Linked DNA regions of Mus musculus: all the other regions are linked to region 1. Evidence: chromatin loops called from intact Hi-C (ENCODE). Cell type or tissue: left cerebral cortex. All regions are shown on one strand.

What was found. A loop is a pair of places that touch in the nucleus more often than their neighbours do. Peaks named below come from ENCODE experiments on the same cell type or tissue, not always from the same donor. Only the 100,000 strongest peaks of a DNase experiment are listed, where the experiment ranks them.
Region 2: it touches region 1 in a loop (2.3-fold over the local background); 4 of 42 quality-filtered maps call a loop at or near these places.
Region 3: a loop joins it to region 1, with 5 times the contacts of the local background. A loop is called at or near these places in 8 of 42 quality-filtered maps.

What each region holds. Positions count from the first base shown.
Region 1 is chr14:45,687,529-45,695,528 of GRCm38, reverse strand. No RefSeq gene overlaps it. Among named protein-coding and RNA genes, the nearest start is that of A530076I17Rik, 23 kb to the right of the region's middle. In left cerebral cortex, a CTCF peak has its summit at 4,407 (motif pointing right); DNase peaks (open chromatin) are centred at 1,399, 2,558, 4,459 and 4,616; H3K4me3 peaks cover 531 bases; H3K27ac peaks cover 474 bases.
Region 2 is chr14:45,616,464-45,624,463 of GRCm38, reverse strand. Ddhd1 (DDHD domain containing 1) reads left to right here. Exons shown (of 14, transcript NM_001042719.2): 3 at 1,522-1,623; 4 at 3,624-3,752; 5 at 5,048-5,195; 6 at 7,828-7,934. Among named protein-coding and RNA genes, the nearest start is that of Mir5131, 38 kb to the left of the region's middle. In left cerebral cortex, no CTCF peak of the experiment used is centred here; a DNase peak (open chromatin) is centred at 3,649.
Region 3 is chr14:45,597,545-45,605,544 of GRCm38, reverse strand. Ddhd1 (DDHD domain containing 1) reads left to right here. Exons shown (of 14, transcript NM_001042719.2): 10 at 343-492; 11 at 2,654-2,906; 12 at 3,789-3,980; 13 at 6,360-6,443. Among named protein-coding and RNA genes, the nearest start is that of Gm41145, 19 kb to the right of the region's middle. In left cerebral cortex, a CTCF peak has its summit at 3,356 (motif pointing right); DNase peaks (open chromatin) are centred at 3,347 and 4,772; H3K27ac peaks cover 1,813 bases.

The DNA.
Region 1 (8,000 bases):
GACAAGAGGAAGACAAAACTGTAGCAAAAAATATGACTTGGGACTGGGAAGACATCTCAGCAACTAAGAGCCCTTGCTGTGAAAGAAAGAGGGCATGAGTTCAAATCCCCAGCACCCCCATGAAAGGCTTAGCATAACCTTAGCTTACTACCTGCAGTAGCCCCGGAGTTAGAGATGGAGATAAGCAGCTCTCAGCAGCTCTCTGGCAGGCCAGCCTAGGCGAAATGATAAGCTTCAGTTCCATGAGAAACTCTGACTCCAAAAAAAAAAAAAAAAAACAAGAGAAGAAATGTGAATCTCAGTTCACGGTTTCCAACATTCTATTGTCTCTGTTTGCATGCACATGGGTGCACATAACTGCACATGTGTTAAGTGCATACATAAGACACAGAAAGAGGGGGAGAAATATCCAACAGCTAGGTGTATAGATAGATAACCATAACCTAGACAGAGGCAGGAGGATTCAGAGTTCAAGGCTAGCCTGGGCTGTATAAGAAGGTCCTATCAAAGAGAGGGTGGGAGGAAGACAGAGACTAAAAAGAATTCATTTAGAGTATACTGTGTTAGATATCATCTCACACTAAAAGGGTTTCGAGTTTCTGAATGACAGAGGCAAGTTCTAGCAAGAAGGAAGGGAACACGTGGTAAATCAAGCTGTCTTATACAAATAAAAACAAATGGATATTTTGAAAATATCAATAGATATTCTAGACTTTAATGTTTTCATTGAAATATCAAGCATTTTAGGTGATATTTATATTATGTTGACTTTTTAAAAGTCATTATAGGTTAGGCATGATAGTGTATACTTTTAACTCCAGCACTGAGTGGGCAGAGACAAGCAGATCACTGAGAAATCAAGGCCAGCCTGGCCTACATAGCAAGTTTCACATTAGCTAGAGCTACATAGTGAGATCTTGTCCCCAAAACAAAAGGTCCTTGGTCCTCCGAGCGTTAAGAACTGTAATCTCTAGGGTGGCTGTGTATACCTCCACATGTTGTAAGAGAGGTCAGGTGGATTAATGTTTGACAGTCAATCTTTAGAAGGTAAAAGTTGGTGAGAAGGAACCAATTGTACTCAATGACTAGCAGTTCTGAAAAGATGCAGGTAGATCCCCGTTGGGAGTGCTCAGGGATACAGGGGTGTTCTATGCAGGCTTTACACTCTGGCCTTGGAACAATCTCTGTCAGAAATGAGACTGTGAGCATGACCCAGGATCTGGAAGCTGGTGAAGACTCATGTCAGGACTCTACCTCCAGCCCCTTCTCGCTATAGGAAACTCAGAGAAAATTCAACAAGCCTCGGCTTCTCCTAACCTCTGTGGCTACATCTTGCTGTGCCTTCTCTCCCTCCCAGATCCTGGCAACTGCTCATTTCTTCCACCCTTTTGAGACACATATACTCAAGCACTGGAATAAAACTTTCTGCTGACTCATTTCAAAAAGGGCCCCTAGTCTTCTTTGTTCTTGTTTTGGTTTTCTGTGTAGACAAGGTTTTTCTGTGTAGGCATGACTGTCCTAGATCTCACTTTGTAGACAGGCTGACATTAAACTCACAGAGATTTGTCTGCATCTGCCTCCCAAGTGCTGGGATTAAAGGTGTGTGCCACCACTGCCTGGTTCCTGGTCCTCTTTTGTGCGGAAACATGGCCCCAATACAAACTGGAATATGCGAAATTTAGCTAAAGCAGGGAGGCATAAAATGTAATCGTATTTACAGCTAGAAAATGGAAAGGGTCCAAGATATCATACACTCAGATCCTCATAGAACTAAGAGGTGAACCAGAGATGTCTAAGACCCAGACAATAGGAAAGTGCCTGGGAGTTCTGCAGAGAGGGAAAAACAACCTCATCCTGGTAAGACCCCTGCCCCTTCCTGTGTCCCAAACCCCACTCCCTGACAAAGTTTATGTCAATTTGACACAAGATAGAGTCCTTTTAGGCAGGGAGACCTCATGAATAAAAATGCACCTGACCCGTCGAGCAGGTCCAGTTATTCGAGGGTCTCGAGGGGACCTTCTCCTAATAACCAAATGGGGGGGGTAGAGAGAGACGAGGGTCTTGTGTGAATAACGACACGGAAACCGTTCTGGAATGCATCAAGACCCCAAATGTATTAGCCAGGCCCGAGGTTTAAATGCACAAGATGCTGGCCACAATCTCATCCCAATCCCCCTGCCTCAGACTCTTGACTGCTGTAGTTACAAATATGTCCTACCATGTCTGGCCCCTGTTCCCTCTTCTGTGGGAGACTTGAGATAGGTTATAGAAATATTGGTCTACAAAATCTTAGAAGGATTTTTCTACACGATTCTGACTTTATAGAGTGTACACAAAGGACTTCCCAGTCTCATTTCCACGTTGCTGCAATGGAAACAAGAAATCCTATATCCAGGGTGCTGTATGAGTGTAGGCAGATCAACAGCGACCCATTAACCCAATTTTCTGATGGGGCAACAGCATTTCCTGAAGCTAATCCTCACCTGCAACTGTCAGGCCAGTCACTCACAATCACTGGGAACACAGGGACCAATTATGACTCAGTGTTTGCAGAACAGAATGAAGCAGTATGCTAGCAAAGCAGTATCTTTTTCAAAGGCTGACAGAGACCCAGGGAGGTGGAGAAAACCCTGTGTTCCTCAGTGAGCAGCTAAGTAAGGTTTTCTGAAAATCTATGGATACAGGTTTGGAATACCTGGGAGGGGATTGTTCCAACCACTCAACCCCTTACCCAGCCAGCCTCTGACATGCAAAGAAAGCTATCAAGCAACCGCTGTAGGCCCCCAGACTCCTCACTTGGGGTGATAAAAAGCAAGAGAGAAAGAAGAATGAGAGATAAAGAGAGACATAGGCACGAAACGGGACATCCAACTGTCAGGCATTGCTTTCCTTTATCCTTCATTATCTGTTCAGGACTCTCCCTGGACAAGAGATTCTAGCCTCTACGTTGGAGAAAACTGCCATGTTCCCTTCATGTGACAGCTTACTCTCTTCCATTTAACTATCTCCAAGATTTCATCTAACCCCCTGCTTTCTTGCTTTGAGACCTGATGCTCTACGAGACCTGATGCTCTACGACGAATGTCTTCACTTGGTGATACCTCTTTCCATATGTTTCTGCACTTTCTCTAGGAATGATGCTTTTGACAGAAAAGCCCCCAAAGCATCATGATTCCCGCTGCAGCGATCCTCTGTAACCTCGGGGCCTTAGTTCTTCTCACTGCTCGTGAAGGAGGCACCTGCCTTTGCTGGAAAGACTAAAGTGGCTTTGACGTGACTAAGGCAATTCCCCCTCCCGTTCTGGCAGAATCTTGCCTGGGCAGTTCTCAGCCTCTATAGCCAAGTCCCCACAACACTCACTTCTGTCTTGGTAACATGTTTGAGATTCCCATGGCCTTGATCATGTTGTTAACCAAAATAATCAGCAAGTCATGTCTAAAATAACTCTTATGCTCTGCCAGAAATGAGCATTTCAGAGGGTTTACTTTGACCCTTATCTAACTGATGTATCTTGGGGTTTTGCCTTTAAAAACTCTGTATCTCTGAGCTTAGGTACCAAGATGACTTTTCTAAAGCTCACGCCTCCTCTTGGTCTGGCCATCTATAAAAAGGGCTTAAAACTTCTTTAGTTGGTTTAATCAGCATAGTTGACCGAAACTCTGTTATGTGGATCACAACATTGGAGGCCACAATGAGATTCCCCCATGTCCTGTGGGACTCAGCCTCACCCCTGCCCTGCCAGAGAGAGGTCACAGGGGAGATACCCCGACGAATGTTCCAGAGCCCAGTTCTTCTCACTGAGTCCTGAGAGGTCTAGAGTGACTGCCATGTTCCCAGCACCAAAACAGAATCCTACTCACACTCTTAGGATGAGTCTATGTACTGAATTCAGTTCTGGTTCTGGTTGCAGAGGATGAGGCTCATGGGAACTTTCTGGATAAATGAGGTAGGACTTAAGGGGAGTCGAGTCGTCTTCTCTTTGCCCTCCTCTACTTTTTCTTCTCCTCCTTCTTCTGACTAAGAGGGATGGATAGTCAAGGCTCTTTTCCTGGTTTAGGTAGAAAAATTCTAAAGAGAACTTCTCCAGTTCTCCATACTAAGTTGGGACGCCAGGAGTGGGGGACTTTTTATCCTGGTTTAGCCTCTCATGAGAGATTCTATTTTACTTGAATGAATAACCAGCCATTTATTCATGGGTGAGTGATTGAATGTTGTCAGACAAGTTTGACTCACAGAGTTGTTTAATTGATTTCTTGATTTTGCTATTGGTGTTTCTGTTTTGTTTCGTCTCCCCTCCCCTCCCCCGCCCCCAGAAAGGAGTTGCCTCTTCTCCCCCATTCCTCACCAACCCCCAAAGGGCGCTGACGCTGATTAAAATTCTGCTTGATTTTCCAGATGCTGCCAGTAGGTGGCAACCTCTGCCGGTTTTAGCTGTTTTAGCTGTTTTAGCCGTTTTAGTCTTTTTTGTTTGTTTGTTTGCAAAGACTGTCAGCTTTCTTCTCCGGGATAAGAAACCGCCAGTCAAACCCATCAGGTCCTGGAGCTACACACTCCTGGCCCAGGGCTCCACAGTACGGGGTCCTGGGACGACCGTCAGTCTGGGCCCGCTTCACCTAGCAAAGACTGGCTCAGCCTCATCCTGGATGCAACAGCTCCTCCTTCTTCCGGTCAGAAAAAGGACCTGCCAAAGCTAGGGAGTCTGGAAGGGGATGGTGGAGAGGGATTGCTCGCTGATCTGCACAGAGCTAAACTGCAGTGGCACTGCTGGGTACTGGAAGGTAGAGGAAGGCAGTTAGAGGCTGCTTCACCTACAGGGAGTCCAGCGCTGCTGGGCTACCTGTCCCAGGCCTCCTGCTGCCAATGTCTCCAGTCCTCTAGACTCTCAGTCTCCTAGCCAAGAAGCAAGTACACGACTCCAGGGGGCAGTGGGGACATCTCAGTCTCTGGATTCCTGGGTTTGCTGAAAAAGCCCAGACCTTTTATTCTTTCCCTCTGGAGAGACCAGCCTTTGAAACAGAGGAACAAGCCTTCTGAGAACTAACACAGATTGTAACCCAAGTCCCAGATTTAGTTACCAGGTATCCCTAAACCATTCCACCTTTTCACCCATGAGACTCAGAGCATTGCAAAATGTATTTTATCTCAGACCTAGCCAAAGCCTGTAATATATCTATCCAAGCATCTGGACACAGTGGCTGCCAGTTAATCGTCCTGTTCGGGTGCCTTAACCACAACTACTATACAAGTAAGGAAAGCTAATAAGCTCCCTGCTAATAAGCTCCCTGCGTCCAGAACCTGACTTGCAAAGCTCCCCACGCTATGGAAGCCCTCCTAAGAGTGACAAATGGCCAGTGTTTTAGTCATGGTTCTACTGCTATGACGAGACACCATGACCATAGCAACTCTTATAAAAGGAAGCACTTAATTGGCCTTGCTTATAGAAAGATTAGACTAACCTTTAAGAGGATTGATTAGTCTATTATCATCATGGGAGGAACATGGCAGCAAAGACAGGCATGGCACTGGAACAGTAGCTGGAAACTATAACCTAAAAACACAGGCAGACAGGCAGAGAGAGAGAAAGAGACCGGCTCTAATGTGGACTTTTAAAACCTCAAAGCCCACACCTTCTCCAGCAAGGCCACACCTCCCCCAACAAGGCCACATCTCCTAATCTTGCTCAAATAGTCTAAGTCTAACAAATGACTAAGCATTCAAATGTATGAACCTTTGGGGGTCATATATTCCCATTAAAATAACCACAGTTGGTAGATGTCAAAGGCTCACATCACTCAATATCAGTCTGTTGCTTGATTGGTCCTATTTCATTTTGTTGCTGTACTGAGTCTCAACCCTGTGCCATTGCTGCCTGATGGCAACCCTGAGGCCCCCTTCATGACTGTTAGGACTTACTGGACATATCTCAGGCCAGTTAGCCAGACCTCCTGGAGACTCCCATACCTAAGGCCTACTGACTATTGATTTAAAAGGGAGTGCTGCTAAAAGGGACCCTATTATTGAAGAGATTACTAATTGGTCTCTTTTAAAGTGTTTCCAGTCTCTCCTACAGGCCCAGGCTGCAGTCCATTCTAGGGTTCAAGATGCCTTTCTGGATCTCTCCTTAGTGCCTCATCATTCATTCTTCCCAAGAGGCCAAGTGTACTTTAAGAAATTCCAGGAAGGGTGACTGAAGAGACAGCTCAACAGTTAAGGGCACTGACTGCCCTTGCAGAGATCCTGAGTTCAATTCTCAGCAACCACATGGTGGTTCATGGTGTGTCTGGTGTGTCTGAAGAGAGTGACAGTGTATTCTCATACAAAAATAAATAGAAGAAGGAGGAGGAGGAGAAGGAGAAGGAAGAAGAAGAAGAAGAAGAAGAAGAAGAAGAAGAAGAAGAAGAAGAAGAAGAAGAAGGAGGAGGAGGAGGAGGAGGAGGAGGAGGAGGAGGAGGAGGAGGAGGAGGAGGAGGAGGAGGAGGAGGAGGAGGAGGAGGAGGAGGAGAAGGAGAAGGAAGAAGAAGAAGAAGAAGAAGAAGAAGAAGAAGAAGAAGAAGAAGAAGAAGAAGAAGCAGGAGGAGGAGGAGGAGGAGGAGGAGGAGGAGGAGAAGGAGAAGGAAGAAGAAGAAGAAGAAGAAGAAGAAGAAGAAGAAGAAGAAGAAGAAGAAGAAGAAGAAGAAGAAGAAGAAGAAGAAGAAGAAGAAGAAGAAGAAGAAGAAGAAGATAGTAGTAGTTCCAGAAAAATGTACTGACATCTGCCTGCCTGGAAAGGACTTCACGCTGTCATCCTGACATCAGCTGCAACCAAGGTTGATGGATATCTGCCTGGATTCACCGCTCCCTTGCCAAGCCTGTTCCAGACCAGGACCAGAAATGAACCCTCTTACCTGAACCAGATCCATTCAGGCTGAGACTCTTTCACAATAGGACTCCTGTTTGGTTATATACCCCCTTTTCCTGCCTCTTGTAATCCTTGTCTCACGGTTACTCTTAAGTCAGAGACTTATTTCGCTCCCACGGGATCTTGGCTTGCCTGTACCATGGGTCTCATGTGCTGTGTGGCCTTGGGACATCTGTATTATAATCCAGCCATGTGTGTGGTTGGCCCTGCACTCCCCCAGGTGATTGCTGATTCAGGACCACCTCTTATTCCTGTTGTGCTGCCCCAGCTGTACAGGAGAACTGTCTCTCCCTCCATTCCAATGAAGTAAATTGCCCCTTAAATTTCATCAAACAAAGAATTGCCTCCATTTGGGTAATGCCTCTCAGGACCCAGTACTTACTTACCCCTAGACAAGATCCAAGATTTGAAAATCACTAAAGAAACGAGAGAGTGGAATGACTGTTATACCATCCCGTTCAGCCTCTGTTTGGTGTTTGTTTAGATCTTGGCCCCTATACCTTCCTCTTCACAACATTTATATCTGCCTTGACAACACATTTGAGATTTCTGTGGCCTTGATTATGCTCCAGATGTGTTAACCAAAATAATTGGCCAGTTATGTCTGAAATACCTACTATGCTCTGCCAGGAATGAACGTTTCAAGGATACTCTGACCCTCATCTAACTGATGTGTCTGTGTGGGTTTTGCCTTTAAAAACTCTGTATCGCTGAGCTTAGGCACCAAGAGATTTTTCAAGGGATCAAGCCCCCTTTTGGTCTAATGATCAATAGACAGGACTTAAAACTTTTAACTGGCTTAATAGGGGTTGGTGTGAGTAACTGTCTTGGGGTGCTCATTGCAGCTTTTATGTAAATAAATCAGAAAGTGTCCAGCAGACTTGTTGGATTAGACTGCAATTACCAAGCAGGCATCCGTTACAATCACTGGAGTGAGTGATGTCTTAGCTACTGATAATTCTCCTTCCACTAGGGAGGTGCTTCTAATAATTCTCATTGATGGTTGGACTCCCTCTTATTTACTTAGCCTCTTAATCATTTATCCCTCTTATATGGTTTAGCATCTCTGATAGAGTTCAATCTATTCTAATTCTTTAGGAAT
Region 2 (8,000 bases), 71 kb after region 1:
GTCATGCTATTGTTTTTGAAAGGCAAGAACTCATTTTATGTCTTGACCAGCTTTCTGAAAGTGCTCACGTGATTTTATATCAGGTGGCCCGTGTGTGTCCCAAGAGCTCGATTTGGTAAATGTGGGATTTGGTTCAGGTTTGTTTTACTGCTAGACCTAAAAATGTAGTCTTTGTTTCTCTGTGTAGTAAATTACCAAGTGTGTGTGTCCATCTGACCCCCTAGCTATGCCTCAGCTTTTCCCTAGTTTATTTGGTTTGTTTGTCTGCTCCTGGTGCCTGATGAGGAGACACAGGAAAGCAGGAGGCAGGAAGAAACCTGCTTCCATGTTCTTTCTTTCCTACTGTGTCAGAGGCATCTCATAGCTCTGCTGTCACCCAGCTTTTAGCCCTAGTTTAGAGGCCTACAGCCTTCTAATTGCATTGCAGATGTAGTAATTAATGTGTAGGTGCAGTTTTTAATGCCTTGTAGGAATTTCGCAAAAACCCTTTTTGCACAAATCTTTGCATATAACATCAATTGTATATACAACAAAAATGAAAGATTCTTTATTTAAGCAGTATTTAATCTATGAATGTTGAGTTCATGTAAAAGGGAGTGAGGGTGAAGATGAATATATTAGAATATAGATTTTAATTAAATCATAAACATTTGGTGATTTGTTAACTGAATAATTAACTGATTTATAAGATTCCATTTCAAGTGTACTAAAATAATCACTTAAGTATAAGGAATGTTATCAGTAACGTAGCTAGCAAAATTGGACAAGGAGCGTGTTGGCTTTAAGACTGATTTGTCAAATATCAATTCTCTGCTTGGCTTTTTTTCTTTCTGTGTTGTCTGCTTAATGCCTACAAGGTATCACAGCATATGTCTCCTAATGAAATTATTTTTGTTACATTATCACTAGTCTTTCCAAAAGAGATGGTTGAAAGTAGAGCCTTCAATTTGATTTTCTTGAAAATGTTTTCACTTTTAAGTCATCAACAGCTGTCTCAGTCAATGAAAGGAAGCCTTGCTTCGGAAGCAGTCTTGAAGCCATCATTCCTCTGTATGGGTGGCATTCGGTGGACTGTATACTGTGCTATCTCAGGACAGCTAGGTCAGCTGTTTAAAGCATGGTTGTATTCTCAGAGTGTGTATCACCTCGTGGCTATGCCATCAAAATTCGGTGACATAAATAATCTTCAGAATCATAAAGATAGAGAAAATCGCTTAGCATTTAAAATGCCCTGCATGTCTTACAGCTTGCAGAGGTATTAAATGATCATGTAATTGTCTGTCACTGGTAAATTTAGATATTATTTGTCTTTGTTCCTTTCAATAAAAGTAGAGCATATATATTTGACAGACATTAACTAATTTTTGCTTTACTGGTCTTTTAACTAGGAGTTGCATTTTAGAAAGCATTTAGAATAATGTTTGTCAAGTGCAGTTTCTAAAAGTTAGGGCTAAAAGGCAGAGGCAGAATAGAAAACCTCACTTAAATTTCCTTTGAAGCTCAGTGTTTTTGCTTTCTTAGTTGTCTACCACCTCCCTCCCTTCTCCCTCCCTTCTCTGTTCAAATGGAGAGGATATAAGGAGAGCACAGATGCCACAGGTCTTAAGCGAAAGCGTTCCCAAGGTACGGTAAACCTGCTTCTGTTCTCTGTAGCTCACGCCAGCCTTAGAGCATAGAAGTGCTAGCCTTTCTAAGAGTGTGTCTGTTGTGCTATTTGCCTTAGTTTTACGTTATTACACGGATGTATATATTTATTTTGTGTCATATGTGTATGTTCTTAAGATGTTAAGACTATATATAACTGGTTTGCAGAGGAACAGAGTTTTGCTAGATTTTTTTGTTACTTTTCTTTAAATATTTCATCAGTTTCAATCTTTTAAACATATGTAGCTCAGAACTATTTCAACAAAAATTTGCTTTGTAAGTAGTTATTAAGCCCTTGCAAAAATTTTAATCCTTTTAGCTTTTAAAAAGCTATTTAGAAGTCTGACCCCGTGGTTGCTTTCTGTGAACTAAAGCTATTAGTGTATGTTGTATTAATTGAATCTTAATCCTGTGAGATGCACGCACACACACACACACACACACACACACACACACACACACACACGTATGTACATACGTACAGGTCAGTAGAGGTAAGTAACATAATTGATTTTGATAAAACTTAAATTATCTGTAATGTAAGGAGTGAGTTTTCTTCTAGTGTGCTGTGTCTTCTCATGGGGAACACGCTGCCACAGCATGCCTTATGGTTTTGACCAGGACTGAACCCTCCTACACAGAACTGTATTCTTTTAAAAATATTTATTTATTTTATGTGTCCCTGTATGCATATCTATGTGCACTATGTCATGCCAAGGACTCCCTAGGAATTGGAGTTACAGACAGTTAGGTGCCATGTAGGTGCTAGGAATTGAACCCTGGTCCTCTAAAGGAGCTTAAGTGCTAAGCCATATTTTAAGATTTTATTGTTTTATTTATATGAGTATACTGTAGCTAACTTCCGAAACATCAGAAGAGGGCATCAGATCCCATTACAGATGGTTGTGAGTCACCATGTCGTTGCTGGGAATTGAACTTAGGACTCTGGAAGAACAGTCAGTACTCTTAACTGCTGAACCATGTCTCTAGCCTCCCAGAGTTATATTCTTAACTTGAGGTCATTTACAACTCATCTTTAGGTAAAACAGGTGCACCCTGCCAGTTACTAGCTTTTGAGCAAAATACTCTCTTTCTGCATCAGGTTTTTATGACTAAAATGGGGATACAGTTTTTGCCATAACGAGATTTCAAAATGATAATTGGACACAGTGATGGTAAATAGCAGTTTTCAGAAGATAAGACTATGGAAGTCTCTTACTTAAGTGCCCAATATATAAAGGAAAATTTAAACCTTCAAAATGCATGTTAACAAATTATGAATTGATAGAGTAGATCAATCTCCAGTTCATTGCTCCTGCACTATTACTGGATTCACATAGATGCTCCACACTCGGAACACAGTATTTACACTAGAGATGCAGAAGTGAACAGTTCACAGCGCCTGCCTCGTGAGCTTGGGGATTCCTCATCAGCATCTGCGTTTAAGACCTTGTGCACAATAAGCCTAATCTCAGTTACAGAAATTCAGTAGCCATGCCACATAAATGTTAATTCTTCTTAAACCTTCATTTTTGTATTTCTGCTGTCAAGTGATAGCTGTCCTTAATACCATTCCCAATGTACCTTATATTCTAGTACATTATACTGTCTTTTTTTGTCTCACATTGAGTAAAAATTTTACGTACCTTGATACTTTTAGTAAAATCAACAAGAGGGACAGAGTTAGAGTCAGGAAGAGGAGCCATACCACTGGGGATACAGCTTCTTAATAATCAAAAAACATATTAGCTACATACAAGGGCTTGATATTTACAGTCATACCTGGCACTCTGCTGTTCCTTGTAGTACTTCTTTTATAAGGTTCTATGCATTGCTTATGTGACATAGTTTTCTCTACTGACCTGAAGTCCATGGTGTCTGAGTTAGAGAATACTGAGTCAGAAACCTGGGTGTTAGAGTGTCTTGCACAAGGAAGATCAGTCTTGGAGAACTTGCAGTCTCTCTCTTTTGTACAACAGCTGTTCACAGTTTCAAGCTGAGTCGGAACCACGTGGACTGGCACAGCATGGATGAAGTCTATCTCTACAGTGACGCAACAACATCCAAAATTGCGAGAACCGTTACCCAAAAACTGGGCTTTTCTAAAGGTAATGCTTACATGTTATTGTGGCTTGTCAAAATTTGGGGGAGCAAAAGTAGATAATTCAGATTCTGTTTTTAATTTATATTTTGAGTAGAAGTTCAGTGTCAAGAACCCTGTGAAGTCACTCATCAGCTCAGAATTAGGAATTTAGAATACTCTGACAAGGACAGGAATTGCTAGTCATGAGTGAGTGCAGTCCAATTGAACATGGCAGTTGATATGTAGCGTAAAAGAAGAGGAGGCTAGAAATGGATTCAGTTTCAGTGCAGGAAGAGAGGAGGGAAAGGTGATGTGAGAAAGACAACACAACTCTCTAAAGTTTTGCTAACGGAATTGCTTCTTGGCCTTTTACAGTTTAAAAAGAAAAAAAGAAGGGCTGGGTAAATGGCTCCATAGATTAAAAGGCTGCCCCTTCAGTGTGATGACCTGAGTTCAAGTCATCTGGGGTCACATAAGCTAGAGGCATAGTGTGCATCTACACTCCTAGCGCTACTTAGAGGGAGAGCCAGCTACCCTGCCTGGCAGCAGAGCGAGACACTGCTCTGTGGAGGGTGAGGGTGATGCCTTGAGGCGCCCATCTCTCACACACAGTTCTTCACACACAATGTTTTAGGTCTTTAGGGAAGATAGAGCATCCTCAATAAGCTTGAAAATATGTTTTATTTTATTTTTTTAAGGCCAAGAAAATGTTACTATGCCACTCTTTTAATTTGCTATAAATGTATGTGAATATTTTTTATATCTATAGCTAGTTATATTCACTTTGTGAGGTACCTACTTATATCTTAAGCACAAAACATTAATTGGATATATGTACTTTTTGATTAGTAAACCCTCTTTGTATATATGCTATAACAGTAGGCTTCATATTTTGCTTAGTTTTCCCCAATTTTCATGCATCATTGTTTTGTTTTTTGTTTTTTTGTTTGATAAGTTTTGTTTTGTTGTTTTGAGACAGGATCTTGCTGTAGCCCTGGCTGTTCTAGAACTCGCTGTATATAGTCCAGGCTGGCCTGGAACTCAAGAGATCCACCTGCCTCTATTTCCTGAGTGCCAGGATTAAAGGCATGTGCCACCATGCCTGGTGTATTTTTTAATGTGGAAGGTTTTGTTTTCCTAATGGTTTCTGGCTTTTGTATTGTATCCAGTTTGTTTTATGTCAATCAATATAATCTTATGGATTTTATTTCCTCTTTGTATAACCAGTGAAATACCTTTATATAGTCTTATTATTACTACTTTTTCTTTCTTTAAACCTAGTGTGCAAGTAGTAAACCTAGGGCTGTAATTTCCCCACAGCCTCCAGCAGTGGGACCAGACTGCACAGAGGTTATGTAGAAGAAGCCACACTGGAAGACAAGCCGTCGCAGACTTCTCATATCGTGTTTGTTGTGCACGGCATTGGACAGAAGATGGACCAAGGAAGAATCATCAAAAACACAGCCATGTGAGTACTGTGCACACACTCCACACCAAGTCCAGAGTCCCAGCTTCCACCTACGGCATAAGCAGGTACACAGAGCCTCAGTTCCATGTTCCCAGTATCAACTCTCTAAGCTCAGTGATGGTCGGGACCAAACCTAGAGTGCCTGTATCTAAATGAAGTCTGACCTCACTCTCCACTGCAGGAGCGAGAGAGATAAGAAAGCCGTAGTCAATGTATTTAATTGATTTAAGGTCGACAGCAGGAAAAGATCTGGTTTTAAGTTTGTTCCTTGCTCTATGAGCTTCAGAAATTAAAATCGTTTAAAGTTGTCCAACTCTGAGAAGATTAAAATTTGTTTAAACTGACAATTTTCAATATCCTCTGCCCACTCATTGCTCCGGAGGAAACAACTCTGGACATTTACACAGAGGCCAGTGGATACGAACACACAAGGCAGACTATTTACCTCCTCAACTGATACATCTCAGCTTTATATCAGGATATGTGTGCGGGGATCTGTGTGTTTCAGAAGCTGCTAAGCGCTGTGTTAAAGGGCTGTTAGGGTTAAAGGTCGCAAGAGAACCACCTGCCTCTATTTCCTGAGTGCCAGGATTAAAGGCATGTGCCACCATGCCTGGTGTATTTTTTAATGTGGAAGGTTCTGTTTTCCTAATGGCTTCTGGCTTTTGTATTGTATCCAGTTTGGCTCTTGTCCAAAATAAAGCAAACTGACGAGCTCAGATTTACAGTGCCTGAGACCACTGGATTCACTACTGAAAGCATAATTTATCAGACTTGAAGACTGCCAACAAAATTCCTTATTGCTGAAGTGAGCGCTGTCTGATGCTAGGAAGTAGATCTCAGTAACCTGCATACAATAAACACTGAGCTGCTGGAAAGTTAAAGCAAAAGTTTCGTGCAACTCAGGTTGTGTTGCCGCGGACACTGGTGCGCCTGAGCGCTTCAGTCTTGGTTTCCGTTAAAGCATCTCACAGCTCTAATTCTGACTTTGTTTTATGGTGAGTTGTATATTACTTGGCACAATAATTGTGTCCTGATACATCCTCTGCTTAAATATTGAGGATCACGAGAAGGAGGTTTGCAGGCGGAGCCTCCCTGAGATCCTTAGTAAAAGAGAAGTTTGATTTCTTGAGGTACAAAACATAACACAGAAAGGCTGAAGCCTGTGAATCTTTCCAAACTCACTGACAACGGCTTGGCCTCTGTAGCTTACTACTGCCTCACAAGGGCTATACAATAGGAAGACCATGTTAATAACATCACGCGGATGCGATTAGCAAACAGACTGTAGATAACTCTCTAGACAAGTGGTGTGTCGGGAGGTGGTGAATTAACAGCAGACAGTTGAAACCTGTCTACCATCTGCAGTGAGTGGACTGTACTATTTGAAACATAAAATAAATATAAAATATTTTAATGTTATATAAAATGTTATAACAGTTTTTATAATCAGCTGGGGAAATGAGGCCACTGAACTACGTGTTTGCTAAAAGTAAAAATTATTCAATTGCAACATCATAATATCAAGTAGATGTTATTTTAGAAAAATATGCTATTTAGAGATAAGAGAGCTGGGATGTAGCTCAGTGGTAGAGCATTGACTTCACACGTGCAGGGCGTAACTCTGGTACAGCATTCGCCTCAAGGATTTGAAACCTTGGGCTCAGTGTTTGTATGAAGGATCTAGAAGCAGAAATAAAACAATGTGGTGTCTGCGATTTGGTTCAGACCATGAGAGGAAGGGGCACTTGTTGAAGGGATAACATGAGGGTTTTTACAGTGACCCTTCAGCATCCTCATTATGTTGCACCAACCATAATCCTATCCACTTGGTAAAATTCACATAACTGACACCAAAAAAGTAAGTTCAATGACACCTTAATTTTTAAAGTAAAAAAACTCGCAATTTACATTATAAAGAAAAGGTAAGAGTCTGTGGAGCAGAAAAAGTACAGGAGCCAGAGGAATGATTCTGCAAGATGGCGTCCTGTGGATGTAATAGGGAAGACCACCACTAGACATGCTAACATGGATGGCGGAAAACTCATGAGGGCCGGTCAGTCACTAGAGGAGGAGCTACCGGCAAGTAACTACTTCAGAGGGAGGGAAAGTTAGTCATCTTCAGACGAGCTCCCGAATTGTTATCCAGTAACACATGGGCAGACCTGAAGCTATATACACAGAAGCAACACTAAACAGACCTAGCAGGTTATATTTATACAGTGTGTGTGTGTTCAATAATTTGAGAGGGAACAGGAGAGGCGAGTACTGGGATATGAGATGCTGGAGGGAGGAGAGGAAGAAAGAAAAGAATTGATCTAATTATATCTCAGTTAGATAGTCCATGACTGGGTGGTGGGTGGAGGTGAGCACAGCATGGACACACTCCCTGTGCTCTCACATCCCCCATGAGCCGTGCCATCTAGAATGTTCTGTACCCAGGAGCAGCTCAAGTCCTGTGACAGACAGGAAAGTAACTGAGGCAAAGCAGTGCTGAGTTGCAGCTCAGCTCAGTCGCAGGCAGCGGCAGGCAATGGGGACAGGTGGCCATGTGAGGTATTTCAACATGTGTGCGAGGTTATGCCCAGAGTTTGTCTTATGTTTACTTGTTTGCTTTATTTTTTTTTTTTAGGATGAGAGAGGCTGCAAGGAAAATGGAAGAAAAGCATTTTTCCAACCATGCAACACATGTTGAATTTCTGCCTGTTGAATGGCGATCAAAGCTTACTCTTGATGGAGGTATATTTTGTTTGAAATTGAATGAATTTAGCCAGTGACAAAACTTTTCTGGAATAAATATACAGA
Region 3 (8,000 bases), 90 kb after region 1:
CTTCCTTAAACAGTCAGAGATCTGAGTGTTAGCATCCCAAGTAGATTTTTCTTCCACACCCAGTTTTTCAGTCTTACCTATTTTCTCAAACATCATCCAATACCTCTCTCTGCTTTAGTCCATGTGAGTGTCAGTCTGGACTGCCCTTCTCCCAGCCTCCGCTGTAGAAATCCTCGCTGCACCTCTGTAAAGCCTCAGAGTTGGAGGCAACTTACTTAAAACAAATATACTTTGAGGTGATGTTATTGCTTATATTTTATTATATAACATGTTATCCTCAGAGTCCCTTGAAAATAACACTCCCATCATTTGGTGAATTTAGAATGGCTCTTTTCATTTTAGGTTGAAAATTTCTTCTGTATGGGATCTCCGCTAGCAGTTTTTTTGGCATTACGCGGCATCCGACCAGGAAATTCTGGAAGTCAAGACCACATTTTACCTAGAGAGATCTGTAACCGCTTACTAAATATTTTTCATCCTACGGACCCAGTGGTGAGTTTCAGCATTAGCATGGCTGCTCTGGGAGAAATCTTGCCAGGGACTCTGAATTAACAAGGGAATTTATTATCTGGCTCATTGGGAAAGGTTATATCTTAATATTTGCTCATTCAGAGTTCATGAAATAAAATGTTAAGAGAGGATCTTCTATTGTACTGGTAACATCAGAGACTGGAGAGATGACGCAGTTGTTAAGAGCACTTGCTGTGCTTGCATAGGCCCTGGGTTTGGTCCCCGTCGTCCATATCAGATGACTTAAGTCCAACCTCAGTGGAGGCCGTGCATGCGCATGGTGCACAGCCACATAAAGCAACCTCTGATTAAACAATACATTGTGAAATAATATCCCTGGTCAGCGCTACAGGAGACAAACATCTGCTTTACGCACTGTAAGCAATTCTAATTTTGATGGCCTAGGAACAGGTAAGTCTTACCTGCTTTAGAGGCTGGCAAGAGAAGGTGGGAAAGGCGCTTGCCACCACACCTGTCAACTTGAGATTACTCCCCAGCACCCACGTGATGAAAGAAGGAAAGCAGCTCCCAAAAGTTGATCTTTGTCACCCATGTGTTATAGTACACAAACACAAAAATAAATAAATAAGACAATATAGTTAAAATGTCCTGCTTTAAGTAATGTTTTTCAAAAGCATGCTATAAAATTGAGATGAGTCTGGCAGATTCTCTTAAACCAAAAACAAGAAAGGAGGTGAAGTCGTGTATTTAGTTGAGTGGAAGTGTAAAGTACTCAAGCTTTTCAATTTTCTGCTAATTTTGTGTCTAAATGTAAACACTTGGAGATCTAATCCAGGTGTAAATAGCGAGAGCTGAGAGGACGTTCATAGACAAGACACAGGCTAGAGTACGGCTCAGTGGCCAAATGCTTGCCTAGCTTGCAGGAGGAGTGTGGTTCCACACCACACAGAGTGAAGACGTTTGTGTACATCGTTAGGGAGAATGGTTAGTACAGCACACACACACACTCACACACAGTAAAAGGATTTTAAATATCTGAAGTTAGCTTTTATTTTACAAAGTCACATGTGTGTAAACTTACAGCCACCTCTTGTAAGCGAAGCTGAGGCGCTGAAAGCACCGGGATGATAGCCTACATGTGTTAGAGGCTCAGATGCAGACTGCAGGCCTGGCAGTCCCTTCAGAGACTAGCATGGCCGTATGTTTTACTCCAAGCATGAATTCTGTCTTCTTTGTGCATCTCACATTTAGCTTTTCTATGTTTGGTGCTGGGATTTGAACCCATCTTCACATGTTCTGAGTGTGCATCCTGCCAGTCTGCTTTTTCCTAATGCTTTCTTAATGCTTGTGCAGACCTGCTCTCTTCTTCCTATAAGAGAGCGCCGAGATCTTTGTGACGTATTAAATGGCAGTGAATTGCTAACAGCAGTGAGAATCTGCACTACGGATTCTCAGTAAACACCACACTAACGAGCGACTTGCTGGACAGCAACCTTTCCTTGGCTTTCAAGTTAGGCTCTTATTGGAGTCACGTGTTTGACCTTATTTACTAAGGTCTGGGCTGTCCTCCACTTCAGCTTTGTGAGTCTGACCTTATAACAAGACTCATTCTTTTCTTTTTTTTAAGATTTACTTATTTATTTTTATGTAGCTGTACAGATGGTTGTGACCCTTCTTGTGGTTGTTGGGAATTGAATTCAGGACCTTTGCTCACTCCTGTCTAAAGATTTATTTATTATTATAAATAAATACACTGTAGCTGTCTTCAGATGCTCAAGAGGAAGGCGTCAGATCTCATTACGGGTGGTTGTGAGTCACCATGTGGTTGCTGGGATTTGAACTCAGGACTTTCAGAAGAGCAGTGAGTGTGCTCTTACCCGCTGAGCTATCTCACCAGCCCAACAAGACTCATTCTTGTTTGATCAGAATACAGTGAAACCGTCTTTCTATGAAAACAAATTAATAGACAAAGATAACTCATTTTTTTTATTACTGTTCTTTTGGGTTTTTAATAATCTCACTATTAGGGACGTGTAATTACACAACCTCACATAGTAACAGTGAAAAATGTTTTTCAGATAACCATTTTTTAAAAATTCTTTCTCACTTTAGAATAAACATTTTACTAAAATCCAGGAATTGTGAATTAAGGTCATGTTTCTTTGCATTCTTAAAAATCTAGGCCTACAGATTAGAACCGTTGATTTTGAAACACTACAGCAACATTTCTCCAGTCCAGATCCACTGGTACAACACTTCAAACCCTCTACCTTATGAGCATATGAAGCCAAATTTTCTCAACCCAGCAAAAGAACCTACCTCAGTTTCAGACAGTGAGAACATAGCAGCTATCCCAAGCCCTGTGACCTCCCCCGTCTTATCTCGGCGCCACTATGGAGAATCTATAACTAACATTGGCAAAGCAAGCATATTGGGTAATTCTCTCATTTCTTACCTATGAATGTAAGTACTTTATGTGTAAGTATTAAGTTGGTTGGAAATGCACTGTTAGAAATCTTCCACCTGTCCATCTCCTGAATTAGCGTCTTTGCTGACTGAAGCAGATGCTCTGACATCCTCTGACTAGATTGAAGAAAGGACGGGGCTTTCTGCTGCTCCTTATAATCTTGGCTCTGTGACTTGCTGAGGGAGCCTTTAAAATGCTGTTGTTTTTATTGCTCTTGTGCATTCTGGGGGCATCAAGGTCTCTGATGTCCTCTCAAAGTGAAATTGTTTAGTCCTTTCGCTTCCTAAGGCAAGAGGGATATTTCATCTCTCCTTGAGTAACTTCCTGTGCCAGCATAGAAATTGGGTATTTCAATTGCATAGCACTTGAATGTGTCCTTTGTTTCTGAGTGAGTGTCCTTTATCTAAGTGCCACAAGATGGCACTCTAAGTAGGCCTTAGCTACCAAACTTACTTGCTATTTGACATCATGCGTAAAGGTTACTAATGGCATTGTATAGCATACATTTAGTAAGACATATTCCTATTAATAGGTAGATGCCCCATGTCAACCGCATGGGTCTCTTGTTAGAAGTTTTAATCTTGCCATAAACCTCTGTAACAATGAATATTTGAATAAAATAACACCTGGGTTGCTTTGGCTATATGTTCCTGTATCTGTATTCCTAGAATTTATATTTTCCTTCTTTTAAACATCATTCTTATTTAGAAACCTACAGTAGAAATTGGAATATTTTTAGGTCCCCACCCTGAGAAAGTCCCTCAGTCAGTCGGCTGTGATTGCGGGTGCTGCTCCCCAGGGTGCTGTGAGCGGAGTCAGTGGAGTGATTGCCTTATTCTGTGACATGCAGGGGCTGCTAGCATTGGAAAGGGCCTTGGAGGAATGTTGTTCTCAAGATTTGGACGTTCTTCAGCATCACAGCCGTCTGAGCCATCTAAAGACTCACTGGAAGATGATAAGAAGCCTTCAGCTTCACCCTCTACCACCACCGTGGCAACGCAGACCCTGCCGCACAGTGGCTCCGGCTTCCTCGACTCCGCATGTCAGTCCTACAGTTCTATCCTTGAGCTTTTGTGCCTTTGTCTCTGTAGCTTTTGATGGGTGGGCGGGGAGGGCTGGGCGAGCAGGGCCAGTAGTGGTCCCACTCAAGTCTGAAGTCGTTGAAAGGAAAGGTAATGTGAGTTTTAAGAATATTTTCTAGGCAAGTGTAGTTTTAGTATCTGCGTTGACAAGTTGCTAGATTATAACCAGGACTCTCTGGCACGAGAGTCTAAATTATCAAGTACAAGACAAGTCTCTGGGGTAGGCAACCCTAGCTTGTACAAAGTACATTTTTATTAATACGCTCACCAAGGTTTAAGTTTCCAGTCACTCTAGATGTGTCCTCTGTCTGACACACTGCTCTGTCCTGCAGCTAACCACACACTCCTATGCAGCTTTCTGAGCCCTCCAAGGCTGAGGCATTCTCTTGGGCCCCACTGTGTGTCTTCTGTCCCTGCCCTGTTACCAGTAGACAGTAGGGAGACCTGTGAGTAGGTGCATGAAGCATTAAGGTAGATCTCTTGTTTCCCAGTAGACTTAAGACTTTTTAATCTGGCATAACTGTAAAGCACTGGTCTGTCGGTGAACTTAAAGTGCCAGGTAATAGCACAGACACTTTGTGTCTTCCCGTCGATGATAAGGAGAGACAGACTCTGAAGCAGCCGCTTCCTTTCTGTAGCTAGCAAGCGGGAATGGACTTCTCCAGTCCTTTTAACAGACTCCACCGCAGCTACCAGGAGCACCGTGTTCTTACTGTGTCTGCCACCCTGAATTCTGAAACAGCCATCAACCAGAACCGGTCTGGGTGGCATCCAAGAGGCTGCCCCACTCCTCCACACACATAGTCCACTCCAGGGTAACTAGGCAGCAGGGCTAGGCGTTCTTATGTGGGCCAACAGCATCTGTCAGTCCTTTCCAGTGCTAAAAAATGTGTTTGCAAGTCATTAGGGCCATGTGTAAACAATTCTTTTTAGATGTTGATATTTGTATAAAGCTCATTTTTCTTCTGAGTTCTTACACTGTTTTTTTTTTATTTTTTAGTTAGAAACATGATTATAAATGTATAAACTTTAGTGGCATGCAGAAATCAAAATAGTTAACTTCTGAAAACAGTTATTTTGGAGGAATTTTGTAAGGTGGCACTAAGAATTTACAGTTCTTCATGGTCTTGTCAGTGCATGGCAGTGATGCTGGTGAATGGGAGGGTGCACACTGGGGACAGACACTCCCGGGAACAGTTGAGACCCCAGCAGGAGTGAACACATACAGTGTCTGAGCAAAGAAAACCCCGGTCCGTTCTGTATGCTGCTACAAATGTAAAGATCCCTCCCTCTCTCCCTCCCTCCCTCCGCAGTGGGAGCTCAGCTGAACAGAACTCACCACACATGTCCCCTCAGACCCAGACCCAGTGTGTGCTGTGCATGCAGCCTGCGGTCCTGCTGGGCTACACCCCAGCCGTGCTGTGTCATACTTGCATGTAAATGCTCTGCCAGTCTTCTTGTTAGATTTCACCTGTAGTCTCGACAACATCTGAGATATCTATGAGTCTGTTTCATATAGTCAGCTCTAAAGAGATAGACTAATGTTAGAGTCAGGCCCTGACAGTGCGCGTCTGTCTTCAGTCACTCTGGGTCTGGGTTCCTGATTCTTAGACTTGCCTCAGTAGAGTTCCTTCTGTGTAATCCTGACTTTTATGCCATAATTGCTGACTTGCAATCCTGAAACTCTCTCTTCCTTAAATCTCTGTGGACCCTGGCTGTTGTGATGAGGTTCTTGGGCCTCCTTCCTCCTCCCCTCCTCACACTGAGTGCCTCAGCTTTCTGGATAGCCTTCATCTGACGCCACTGTCTTTGAGTCTCATTGTCTGAGGGTAAAGAGGATACAGACTGAATCCATGATCAATCCTGTTTTCTCTGTGAAGAGTAAGTCCTGTCAGGTGTCCTTTATTTTCATCGACTTGACACATCTTGCACAGCTATCCTTAATTTCTTCTGAAAAGACAAGGCTTATCTTAAAGCATTTTATGGTTTCATTTCTTGTGCTCCTGCCGGATTTTTTTTTAGTTTGTTTAGGGGAGGGTTGGTTGGTTGTTTTTGTTTGGTTTGGTTTTTGCCCTGTAGGTTACAACGTGAATTAGCACTGAGTTTGAGGAGTATCTGAGCTTATTAACAGATTCTGACATTACACTTGAGAATTGAACTGTGTCCATATTTTCCATGAAGGAGCTCTTGACAGAAGCCTAGAGGTGCGCTCCTTGTGGGCTAGGCTTAATCAGCCTATTTGGAATGTGGTTCTTAACGATTGGCCACTGCAACACTGAAGGCCATTTGTAACTATCAGCCTTGCCTTTACACCGCGTATTGTTTGTTTTTCTTCACAGATTTCAGACTTCAAGAATCGTTCTTTTATCTCCCACAACTTCTTTTTCCGGAAAATGTAATGCAGAGTAAAGATGATAGCCTCGGTATGGTATATGTCAGGAGTGGCACTCAGCACCCTGAAATGCTCTCCTTAGAGGTCTGCTCAGTGAGAAATGGGATCAGCTCTCTGCGAGCTGCTTCAGTGCTACCACAGCAGACTATGTGTGTGTTCTTGTCTTCAATGGTAGAGTTCATGCCCACTTCAGATGCTAAAAAATAGACTCCTACCAAAGAGGGACTTGAGAGAAGAGAGGGCATTAGGCCTGTGTCTGTCTTCTATATTGTCCTCAGGCCTCAGGCCCACTGTTCTTTCCACGTCTGTGCTTAGCATACAGTTCCCTGCCACAGAGAACCGCATCACTTGTACTGGTGATGTCTAACATCAGCACCTGGACTGGGGTCTGCCCTAGCTGACAGCTCATTCTACACAATGCTCAATGTCCTTCATGGGGTGATGAGGGCGGGGGGGGGGATATTTTTAAATGTAGTGATACTGGTGCAAAGCTATTCCCAGTCTTCATTTCCAACATATCCTGAATCTATCACCAAGGACTAATCTTAATAATTACTTTTCCTACTAACTTCTTATTTCTTCTAAATTTTCTATATTTCCTCTTTCGTGTTTTTCTTATTAATAGTGAATTCTATCTTTGGTGTTAAAAAATGTGTTCAGGGTTTTCTTTGTAATTTTACCCACCTTTAAATTTTTGTGCATCTTTTTCAGTTATCAAAAAAGATTGCTTTGTATAGTTCCGAAACAGTGGTTGAGGATAACAAGCTGGCTCCTTTTGTGCCTCCAGAGCAGAGTTTATAGTAGCCAATCTCAGTGAGTTCCCCTCAAGAACTTATCTTATGTAAGGATCTCTCCAACTGGTAGTCATAGACAAACAATTCCACTAAAATAACTCGTGTTAAGCTAGAGAAACAGCTTAGCCAGTAAAATGTTTATGAGAGAGCCTGAGTTCAAACCTCAAAGCTTACTTTTTAAAAAGCTGGGCACTGCAGTACACAGCTGTAATGTCATTGGGGTGGAGACGTGGGACTGAATCCCTGCACCGCTCTGGCCAGGCTGGCCCAGCCAATGAGATACACTGTCCAACCAAGAGACAGCCCTGAAGGACTGCCTCCCAGAGCTGCGGTGCGGCCTGAGCATACGCGTGCATCTGTGTTAAGGCACGGCTGCTCAGGAGCAAAGGGCTTTGTGTTTTGTTTTTTTTAACAGATTTTACATTTAGGTATCTGAAGCACAGAGAAAGAAAGGAAGGTGGTTTTATTTTCTCCTTCCCCCATGATCCCAGAGGGCTAGAGAGAGGAGGAGAGTCCATCTCCCTCTGCAGTCCCAGCAAGTCTGGGTGTGATAATGCCAGGACAACTGGTACACGTGCATCAGAGCCTGCTTTGACCATGGGCATGTTGTACAGCCGAACCCAGTGGTGCTGCCGTGTAAACCTCTCCCGTAGAGATCCTGTGAGCCACGTGGAGAGAGGATGGGACACAAGCCCACTCCACTCACCGCTGGCCTCCCTCCCTCCCTTCCTTCCTTCCTCCCTTCCTTCCTTCCTTCCTTCAGAGCCAGCAAGACGTGAGGCGGCTGCACTGAG